Regions from separate parts of the Homo sapiens genome. Here region 1 is linked to region 2. Evidence: chromatin contacts called from ENCODE Hi-C or POLR2A ChIA-PET data. All regions are on one chromosome and are shown on one strand. Each heading gives the region's core, a stretch centred on a gene start or an enhancer-like site at or near the end of the contact. The rest is flanking DNA. Distances are from core to core; before and after follow the strand shown. Region 1 overlaps LOC101928923 (a long non-coding RNA gene). Region 2 has its middle 19 kb from the start of SNORD28B.

Region 1 (5,147 bases), core at 685-3,184, 120 kb after region 2:
TATTTGATCTTTTTTTGTTCGTCCATGGAGCTCCCATGGCTGGAGTGGTGGAGCAAACTCTGGGAAAAGTGAGGTAAGATCCTGCCTTGAAGGATGGGTGGGAGGCCTCATGTAGTCGATGGAAATGGGGCAAGAGTTGTGTATTATAAGCAGAGGCTTTGGAAGGAGCAAACGCAGAAGTGTGGTGAGCCATGGGAGACCAGCTAAAGGGGTGGTCTGGGGACAAACTGGGAGGAAAGGATGATTTTGAAGAAACAGGAAATGAATGGAGGTGGTTGGATTTTTTGTAGTTGTTGTCTTGACAGCATTTTTTAAAAGACAGATTAATCTGTCAACATGGTCCAGAGTGGTCTGGATAGGCAGAGCCTGTAGGCAGGAAAACTCATCAGGAGTCTTTTGTGTTTGTCCAAGCATGGTGTTACCAGGTCCTCCCCAACCTTGTTTCTCTATTACGATCTCTCAGCCGATGATTGTGTGGTCCCTGCTGTGCTTGGGCTCCATGTTGTCAAGTGTGCAGCGTCATCCCGAGGACCCGGCATTTGTACCAGGTCTCCAAGGCAACACCTTTCTTAACGTCTGGATGTGCCTCATAACACTTCTGTTTGTCTGTCTTTGGCTCTACATTGTTTCTTTTTATTTTATTTTATTTATTTTTTTAATTTTACTTTAAGTTCCGGGATACATGTGCAGAGTGTTCAGGTTTGTTACATAACTATACATGTGCCATAGTGGTTTGCTGTACCTATCAAGCCATCATCTAGGTTTTAAGCCCCGCATACATTAGATATTTGTCCTAATGCTCTCCCTCCCCTTACCCTCCACACTGTTTCTTAAAAGAACATGTTATTATAACCTGGAGACATTCACTGTTAAGTGCAGCTTCCTTCATGGTTGGCTGATCTAAAACCTGCACAGACCCCAGCCCTTTATGGTGCGTTTCATGTTTGCATGTCTGTCATCTGAAATGCCTCGTAGACTATGTTGGCAACTAGCCAAGCTGAGCATTAAAAAGGGGATGGCCTACCAGCCATCATAGCCTTTCCCCTTTGAGTTATCGAGGAAACAAAACCAGAGTTGTTTCAGTATGAACGACAGTTAAAAAGATAACTAAGGAAAGTGCTGGTCAATCACAGTTTACAGTTGGTGCAGAGCCCAGCTTGGAAGGACTCAAGGACAGAGTCCTGATCTCCATGGGAGGAACAATTGTGCTTTTGTGGAATCTTCTCTCTGTTCTTGATGCTTCTTTCTTCTCTGCATTCTTATATTATGGGGATTAGGAAGTCCAGCCTGGTGAATAATGCTGTATAATCTCCCTGTCTTCTCCCTTACCTCTTAATTCATTTTGACCTTGACTTGGAAGATATCCTTCTACCATGCAGGAATTGTCAGCCACAGTTTTACACTCTTTGATCACTTCGCTATTTGGAGTGTGAGTTGTTTTTTAAAAAATATACAAAGAATAACTTCTTTATGTTTTTTTGTTTTCCTTTTTTTTTTTTTTTTTGCTTAACATGTGAGAGGTGAAATAAAGGAGCTCCTGATAAGTATAGAGATTAGGAAACAAGACAAAACAAAGCAACAACAAAGTCTACACACCTCATAGCCAACAGCTGCCCAATTAATGTCATGTGCATTTACAGCAGAAGTGGTCAGTGACAGCACAGTGGAAGGCAGTTCAGGTCACAAATGCAGAACAGGAAATATATTTTCATCTTGTTATTTATGACCCAGCCTTAAAGGAAAACAGATGGTACTACTTTCAGAGCTGTTTTGCTCTTGTTTCAAATGGCTAATTCAAATCAAACACAGATTCTATTCTTAGTCAAGGCAGCTGCTGCATTGTCTGAGCTGGGCTGTTTTTTTACCAACAACACCCCTTCCTCTGACAGAATGGCCAGAGAAGACCACAGCAACATCACTGTCACTATCACCCAGTAGTCCTAAGAGAACCGCATTTGTCGGCAGCAGCACAAAGCCTATTGCTGGCTGACACCATTTAGGATAAACTGTGGTTGGATTTTGAGTAGAATCTGGAACCACCACTCCCTTCCCTCTTGCATTTGATTATTTCCCTTTGAAAGCAATGATTTATTCCAATTTTAGAGTACAGTGACCTTTCAGGGACCCTTAGGGTGGCGAAGATTGCAAAGATGGGAAGAGAAGTCAAAAGGGGCTAAGAGAGGAAATGGAATGTGAGAGATGTTCTCATAACACAGAGAAGACAGCAGACACTACTTAGGTTCTCTCTCCCAGGATAGCCATATTGTCCTGCTGATTTTCTTTAGTCAAAGGCTCTATTTATGAGACTCACTAATAAGACTTTAAAGAGTAACTTCTTGCATTTTTAAAAATCAATATTTGAAAACAAAGTAATATATGTTCATAATTCAACAACAACAACACTTTCCATCTATTCATTTCTCCACTCTACGTGGAGTCCCTGGGTTTAGCCCTCCCACTGGACACCCACTCCCTACCCTTCTATGCCCAGAAGCAATCACTTCAAATTTTTCTAGCTGTTAACTTCAGGTGGTGACCTCCATATTTCTAAGAAATGTGCTTATAGTGTTGAGTATTTAGTTTGAGTCAATATCTCTTACATTTCTTTAATGGTAGTTGAGGATTTAGCTTGTCTACAACTCTTCCCGTGACTAACTCATTCATTCAATTGAATTATATTTTCAGTTAATTATCTGACAGTTTTTATGTTTTTATGAGTAGGTAAATTATTTTTATTGTCAAGCCATGTCATGTATTATTAGATTTCATTTCTTGTACAACTTTTTGTTTTTCCTGAAGTTAATAATTATACAATTTTTTATTTGCTTATTTTTATGTATGTCTTTAAACTTTTTTTGAGATCAAAACTTGTCAAATGCTTTGTAAAGTCTTTCAAATAATCAAACACATCTAAGTATCTGTTTGCACTCTCCCTCCCTCTTTTCACTCTTCTTTCTCCTGAAAGCCTCCTAACCCTTGTTTCTCTTTCCACCTACTCTGATCTGTTTGTTGGCTAAGTCTTTTGAATAAGGCTTACTCTAGAACTTTCCATTACTTTTCCTGTGTTGGCTCACTTTCTAAGATTCCATGTCCTGTGATAGGATCTTAAACACAAATATGAGGGAATTCAAGTTTTTGATCCCTTTTATTCCTGAAACTCATGTTTATTTACCCTCACATTATACAAACATAGTTCAATATGGTAGAGAAAATGAGAAACAAAGTGTATTAGTCCATTTTCATGCTGCTGATAGAGACATACCTGAGACTGGGAAGAAAAAGAGGTTTAATGGACTTACAGTTCCACATGCTGGGGAGGCCTCACAATCATGGCGGAAAGCAAGGAGGAGCAAGTCACATCTTACATGGATGGCAGCAGGCAAAGAGAAAGCTTGTGCAGGGAAACTCCTGTTTTTAAAACCATCAGATTTCAGGAGACTCATTCACTATCATGAGAACAGCACAGGGAAGAACCACCCCCATAATTCAATCACCTCCCACCAGATCCCTCCCACAACATGCGGGAATTGTGGGAGCTACAATTCAAGATGAGATTTGAGTGGGGACACAGATGAATGATATCACCAAGATTGGTGAACTTTGAGACACATTCTACCAATGGAAACTCTTCAAAATGAAATATATGCCTAAATGTAGAACTCAAAACTGTAACAATTCTGGAGGAAAACAGGTGGAAATCTTTGTGATCTTGAGTTAGTCAAAGATTTCTTTGATATATCACTAAAGCTTGATCCATTAAAAATTGATTCATAAACTAAACTTCATCAAAATAAAAAAATTGGCTCTTATATAAGAGTATGAAAAGAGAATCCAAAGACTGGGAGCAAATATTTGCAAAACACATACCTGATAAAGAACCTCTAAGCAGACTACATAAAGAATTCTAAAACCTCAACAGTAAGAAAATAACTCATTTAAACAATTGGCTGAAGATAGGAACAATTTTTCAAACAAGATATGCAGATGACAAATAAGCACATGGAAAAGATGTTCAACATCAATTAGCCAGTAGAGAAATGCAAAGAAAAGCCACAGTAAGCCACAGTGAGGTACTGCTTCGTACCTGTTAGAATGAAAAATTAAATGGACTGACTACATCAAGTATTACCAAAGATGTAGAGGAACTGGAGATCTCATATACTGCTAGGTGGAAAGTAAGATGTTACAATCTCTTTGGAAAGCAGTGTGGTAGTTTTTAAAAAAATTAAACTTGGACCTATTATATGGTCCAACCGTTCCACTACTAAGTATTTACCCAAGAGGAAAGAAAACTTATATCTATACAAAGGCACATCCATGAATGTTCTTAGCAGTCTTGTTAAATAATAGCCAAATCCTAGAAACAGCACAAATGTCTATCAACAGATAATCAAACTATGGTATATCCATACAACATAATGCCACTCAAAGGTAGAAAGGAACAAAATATTGCTACACCTAATAGAATGAATGAAACTCAAAATAAATAGCCTGAATGAAAGAAGGCAGACAAAAGCGATTACATACTGAAGAGTCCACTTATATAAAATTCTAGATAATAGAGACTAATCCATTGTGACAGGAAGCTAATCAGTGGTTGCCTGGGGTGGGGTAGGGGTGCTAGAAGAAGGGATTATAAAGGATTCACTCTCTTAATGTGGTGATGATTTTCAAAGCTTATCAAATTGTACATTTTAAATATGTGCAGTGTTTATATCAATTATACCTCAATAACATTTTTTAAATGAAAAAAGCATGTGGATACATCTGAAATTATGCATGTTTAATAATTACAAGAATGCTTTCAGATCACTGTTATCTATGCATCCATCAGTATCGATTCGGCCAAGTCCTGTTCCAGGTGAGCAAAACAGTCCTTAATTTCACTGGTTCTTAGTCTACTGGGAGAGAGGGATAATTGTATATATAAAATAATAATAACATGCAACACTTACTGAATCCTATGGGCTAGGCATTTGTAACAATGTATCTTCTATGCATAACTCACATTTTACTGATGCCTTTCACATTTTGGAACTGTGGTGCCAAAGGATAAGTTCCTTGCCCAGGATTGGGCAGCATGTGGCAGAGTTGAGATCCAAACCCTGGCAGGGTGGCTGCAGAGGTCGTGTTCCTACCCACCTCAC
Region 2 (4,976 bases), core at 2,477-4,976:
TCACCGTTCTACCCTCTGGTCTAGTGATTCCCAATCTTCTTTGAGTAAGAGGGACTCCATGAAATACTTCACTGCGAAAATTCTCAAACACACACAAAAGTATTAATAGTGAAAATAGTAATAATGAACCCTTATAGACACTTTACTCAGATTCAACATTTATCTAGAATTTTTCATTCTTGTTTCCTCTATTTGTTTTCCAGCCATCATCTCTTCTTTTAAGTTAAATGTACATAGTTTTGGTGGAGACACTGAATTTGAACATGTGTTCTATTCTTAGAGTGCTGGTTCTAGTCTTTGAAGATTTGGCTTGAAGGTTAAAGCATCGTGAAAAATAAAACTACATGTGTAAACCTGCAGTCTTTTTACCCCTTACAGCTTTGACCTTATTACCCTGAGCAATAAGTCTAACCCTTTCTCCTCTGTGTATTGAAACTAAAGAGTAAGTAGTTGATTCCCACTGTTCTTCCCACAAATTTTCAGCAGGGGTAGGGCCAATTCACTCCTTGTTTTAGGCTTAAAACTCCCCCTGAAGTGCAGGGATGAAGGCTGGTGTGTAACTGAAGTCGCTGGATATTGTGTGCATAAGGTGGGAGAGTGAGTTGAATTTCATGGGCTTTTCTGAAGCTTTCTGTCTTAACTAAAAACGTTGGCATTTTCTGGGAAGTTGGCTGTATGCTTATTGAGAAAGAGAGACTTCTCTTCAGTACAGTGTGACATTTCTACAAAAATCAATGATTTAGAAACAGGTATCTGAAATGAAATGTGCAACTTCACTTTCCATTTGTTGGAAATCCTGCTGGGCTGGTTTTGAAATCTTCATACATGTGCGGTATACCTTTAGGGGGTGAAAATTATATTGACTCTGCACTTTGGAACATGTAACAAATATCTTTTGCAATGTGGCAAAAAAATAAAGCAACATCCTAATCCTATATTTCCAAATTGGTTTTGTGCTAGTTATTTAATTTATTGTTTACTTTTGGTACTAGTGTTTGTTTTTTCCTTTTATCTTGGAAGCTTTTTATCTTTATTAGACTCAGTTACCTAATCCAGTAGAAGGGATGGTAATGAACGTGGCACACTGCTACCCTATCCATGTGTCAAGTTGAAACCTGCTATTTGATTATCAGAAGTAGTGAAGCTTATAGGAGCATGATGATGTTTTAAATTTGATTTTTTTTTGAAAATTAAAGAAGCCAGGTACTAAATATCAACACAATGAAGAAGGAGAGGCTCAACCCACTTTGAAATCCAGCCCCCTTCCCCACCAAGGTGCTCAAGAATTTCTGCATCTTCTTTAAAGTCCTTAAAAGGATTAACTTCTAAAGGGACTGATAAAGGAGGAGAGAAAAATAAGAAAGTATAAAAAGACTCTAATAAAAACTCAATACAGGGCTAGCACTTAATTCCATCTCACAATAACAAGAAGAAAGCATAATGGAGATTGAGGAGCAGGGCCATTTACATAATAACTTCCTAGCAACAGCTGTAATGAACAAATACGGGCAGATGAGTCAATTACCTGAGACACTACCTTACATCAGAGCTTAGAGAAAAGGGAAAAAGGAAAGAAACAATTAAATAGCTGAGATTCCCTGAATTTGGGTTATATCATATGTAGTTTCAGACCTAATTGCGTAAAACTAATTAGGCCAAAGAGAATCCACCTGATGAGACAAATATTGTCACCATCCAGGGGCAGGCAGGGGTGAATGGGTGCTTACCTTTCCTGTTAACGGGTGGGCTTGGGCTGGTACCTGTGAATATTCTGGCTTGGCTTGAACATATTTAACGTCAAAATCATCCTCATCCTCCTTCTCCTAATCACCATCACTGCTGTCATCTGTTGAGTGCTCCCTAACTCTCCTACATAATATCTCCTTCAACCTGCATAATATTCCTGTCAAAGTAGATAAGATCATCTCCATGTTACAGATGAGGAATCTGAGGCTGAGAGCAGGAAAATTACCCAAAATCTAATGGTTAATAATTGAAGTGATGATAGTTCATTTTTATTGAGCACGTGGCGGGCACCACGCTAAGTGCTTTGCATGGATTGTCTGAGGTTACTACACTCACTGCAGATGAGGAAACAGAGAGGCAGGGAAGTCAGGTCACCTGCCCAAGACCACACAGCTTCTGAGAGCAAGAACCAGAACTTGAATTCAGGTGGTTGTGTCAGAAGGTGCGAGAATTAGGATTCAAACCTAAATATACTTAATGCAAAGCCCATGCTGGTACCATTGCAACTCCCTGTGGCCATGGGCACTTGCAGGGCAGAGGCAGCCATGCCAGCCAAGGATCGTGTGACTTGTGTTTCTTTACACACACTTCATGGATGTAACAAAAGTATGGTAGTCACACTGTGCTTCTGTCAATTGAATAAGGTGATTCTGAGGCACAGTCATGGAGGATTTGCCTGTATGAGTGTGCATTTGTGTACATATGTGTGTGCGTGCTTCCTTTTCCTGCAGTACTTCAACTGGACAGGATTGCATGCTCCAGAACTTTCTTTCAATATTCCCTTCACTTAGGGAATCTTTGCCCCATTCAGATAACAGACTGCAATCTGGGAAAATACTTCATGCCGCAGCATTAACACCAAAGAATGTATCAAAGGCTTCTCTTTTCTAGAATGGCACACTAACATCTTTTATTAGGTGCAGATGTTTTCTGCGCTTTAAACAAAATGAGCGACTACGTGTAGAAATTCAGCCTCCTTGACAGGGAGTTGGAGGTCTCCTCAGGTGCATTGTGTATGTATGTATGGTGGGACTGAGTGAGGGGGGCTCAGAAAGGATTTTTTTTTTGGGAAAGAGAGAGACGCTTCTTTGCTTCTGAAACTGTCAAACAGACCCAGGTTTCTCGTTCCACCTACATTGTGATCCCCAGGCCTCATCCTTCCTCCCTCTGGGCTAGCAGGAAGATTTAAGGAGGGGCATGGATCTGGGGGAGACGTAGCCGGAGGAAAGTGGGTCAGTAGGCTGAGAGGCAGGGGACGCATCTCGATTCCATTTCCTGGATTGTGCCCTTTGTCAGACTTGCCTACAGACAGAGGGCCTGTGTGTTCCAATTTTGCAGAATTACCTTCCCTGGTTGGAACCCAATCCCCCAACCTCAAGCTCTGCAGACATCTTCCCTGATCAATGTCCTGTCCTCTTTTCTCTGTCAAGTTGTTCCTCCTTCCCGAGCTCTATTGTGATTTGGGGCACCTGAGGAATTAACTATTTCTCTCGTGTCTTTGCCTAACCACAGGTGAATGTCTCGACCCGCTTTTAAGCTGGCTCCGCCCTCTGGACGCGTTCTTTTAAAGGTGGGAGCTCCGACGGAGGGCCCTGATTCCGGCCTCGCTACCAGCTGGGCTGTGTGGGGGAGCGAGGCCTAATAACCCAGGGGGCGCTGGGCGGGAACGGCGTGGATCCCTCGGCCTCGCACACCTGGCTCCTAGTCCTCTCGGCCGGGCCGGTGATCCTCTGGTCGGGGGTGGGGGTGGGGGGGGCTTGCGGCAGCTCACACCTGAGGCCGTTACAAAAGGCCTGCAGCTTAACTCGCTGCAGCTCGGGGGGATGGATTGCCTACTAACTGCAGGCGCCGTGGTGCGCCGAGAAAACAGCGAAAACTGGGCCAGCGGAGGCGGGTGGGCCTCCTTGGAGGAGCGCACCTGGGGTGCGGGAGCGCCTCCTGGCAGCCTTGGCCTCGCCTCCCACGCGTGGACGCGCAGGGCCCAGGACACCGCAGCCGCCTACTCCTTTCTGCAGCCCCGGGGTCTGAAGGTAGTTACGAAGGAAATCTTTTGTAAAATGTTCCTTTTTCCTCCTCTACATTTTCTTTCTCTGTCCCTCAGTAATCCCGGTTCAGGGGTTAGCGTCCCTCACTAATCCCTGGATTTAAAAAACATTCTCCTTTTACACCCAAGCTTCAATTGGTAGAACAGAGAGACAACTGACGTCGCTTTTGTTTTGCCAGCTTTTGTTTCCGGTGCATCAGAAACTTTTTGCACCTGAGACATTATGAGATTGTGCCCCAGCCGGTTTCTAAATTATTTCTAGGTGAAAAAATTTTGCAACCTACCTTTGCAGTAAGAATTCCCCCTACCCCTCCTTTAGAGAAAGTACTTGACAGTGAATAACATCCTATATTTATAGACCAATGATTGCTACATTTCATACCGTGTAGGTTTCCTTCTGAAACCTCAATCACATTTGGTTACTGTGGTAGGGGTTTAAATGTAGCAACTAATGGGCTGTGGCAGCAGGCATTTCCCTACCTCTCCTTTTATTGAACCTTTAAGTGGCAACTGTGCTTCTCTGGGTAAGAGCAAGGCTTTGAGATTGCGTTCCATGGGTTAGCTCGGTTCTTTAGCGAAGATTCAGAGATCCTGAATTGCATCAAGAGATGCATTTGTCGGTCTGGGTTTCAGATAAAAGCATGAAATCTCACTGACTTGCTGAACATTGTGGTTTTGAATCGGGGCTTTGGAGATGAAGCTGTGAAACCTCCCAAACCAAAGTTCCTAACAGAAATCACCAGCTGTGATTTACATATTGGCTTTGCCACAAAGTTTTAGTTCGACTCTGTTTCTGTTGTTATGGTGTCTTATGAATATTTTCTGATATTTAACCCAAAGCCCTCTTGCTGTTTCCAAACTGGTTACCTGAGATAACTGAGGCACTTGTGCTGCTGTTTGGACGGGATTACTTCATGTACTTAAAGGCTGGCCATACTGCAGACTAAATACATCTGGTATCACCCTCTACTAAGTTTTTAAAAAGTCTTTGCTGAATGAAATGCAAAAAGAAAATGCAAACAATGCTTGGGCTTTCCTTTTCTTTTCCAGGCTCTCTTTACAACTCTTGCAAAGATGTCAAGACATATTTCAGTATTCCACCAGCGAGGTTACAGTTTTATTAGTGATGGCCTTGGTTCACACCATAAATGTGAATTTACCATTTTCTGTTGGCTTGACTGACCTG

Evidence for each region. Hi-C counts contacts between places; a loop is a spot of excess contacts on that map. ChIA-PET counts read pairs that join two places held with the same protein, here RNA polymerase II (POLR2A). Pooled maps may share reads with other maps.
Region 1: a map of OCI-LY7 shows a loop between it and region 2 (10-fold over the local background). The contact joins two enhancer-like sites. A Hi-C loop is called at or near these places in 4 of 168 maps with a recorded cell type or tissue (B cell, CD4-positive, alpha-beta T cell, OCI-LY7 and 1 more), 19 of 37 single-sample maps with no recorded cell type and 12 of 50 pooled maps. POLR2A ChIA-PET finds 5 or more read pairs at or near these places in 5 of 52 experiments (B cell, CD4-positive, alpha-beta T cell, OCI-LY7 and 2 more).

What each region holds. Positions count from the first base shown.
Region 1 is chr6:156,276,143-156,281,289 of GRCh38, reverse strand. The region is part of intron 2 of LOC101928923 (a long non-coding RNA gene); the gene reads left to right. Among named protein-coding and RNA genes, the nearest start is that of SNORD28B, 100 kb to the left of the region's middle. Within about 2 kb of position 1,934, at least 2 of the 41 ENCODE cell types and tissues checked have a DNase peak (open chromatin) inside an H3K27ac peak, as active enhancers do; they include B cell and OCI-LY7, where a contact is called at or near this core.
Region 2 is chr6:156,395,706-156,400,681 of GRCh38, reverse strand. No RefSeq gene overlaps it. Among named protein-coding and RNA genes, the nearest start is that of SNORD28B, 19 kb to the right of the region's middle. RefSeq lists enhancers at 3,117-3,646, 3,647-4,177 and a silencer at 4,459-4,508. Within about 2 kb of position 3,726, at least 6 of the 41 ENCODE cell types and tissues checked have a DNase peak (open chromatin) inside an H3K27ac peak, as active enhancers do; they include B cell and OCI-LY7, where a contact is called at or near this core.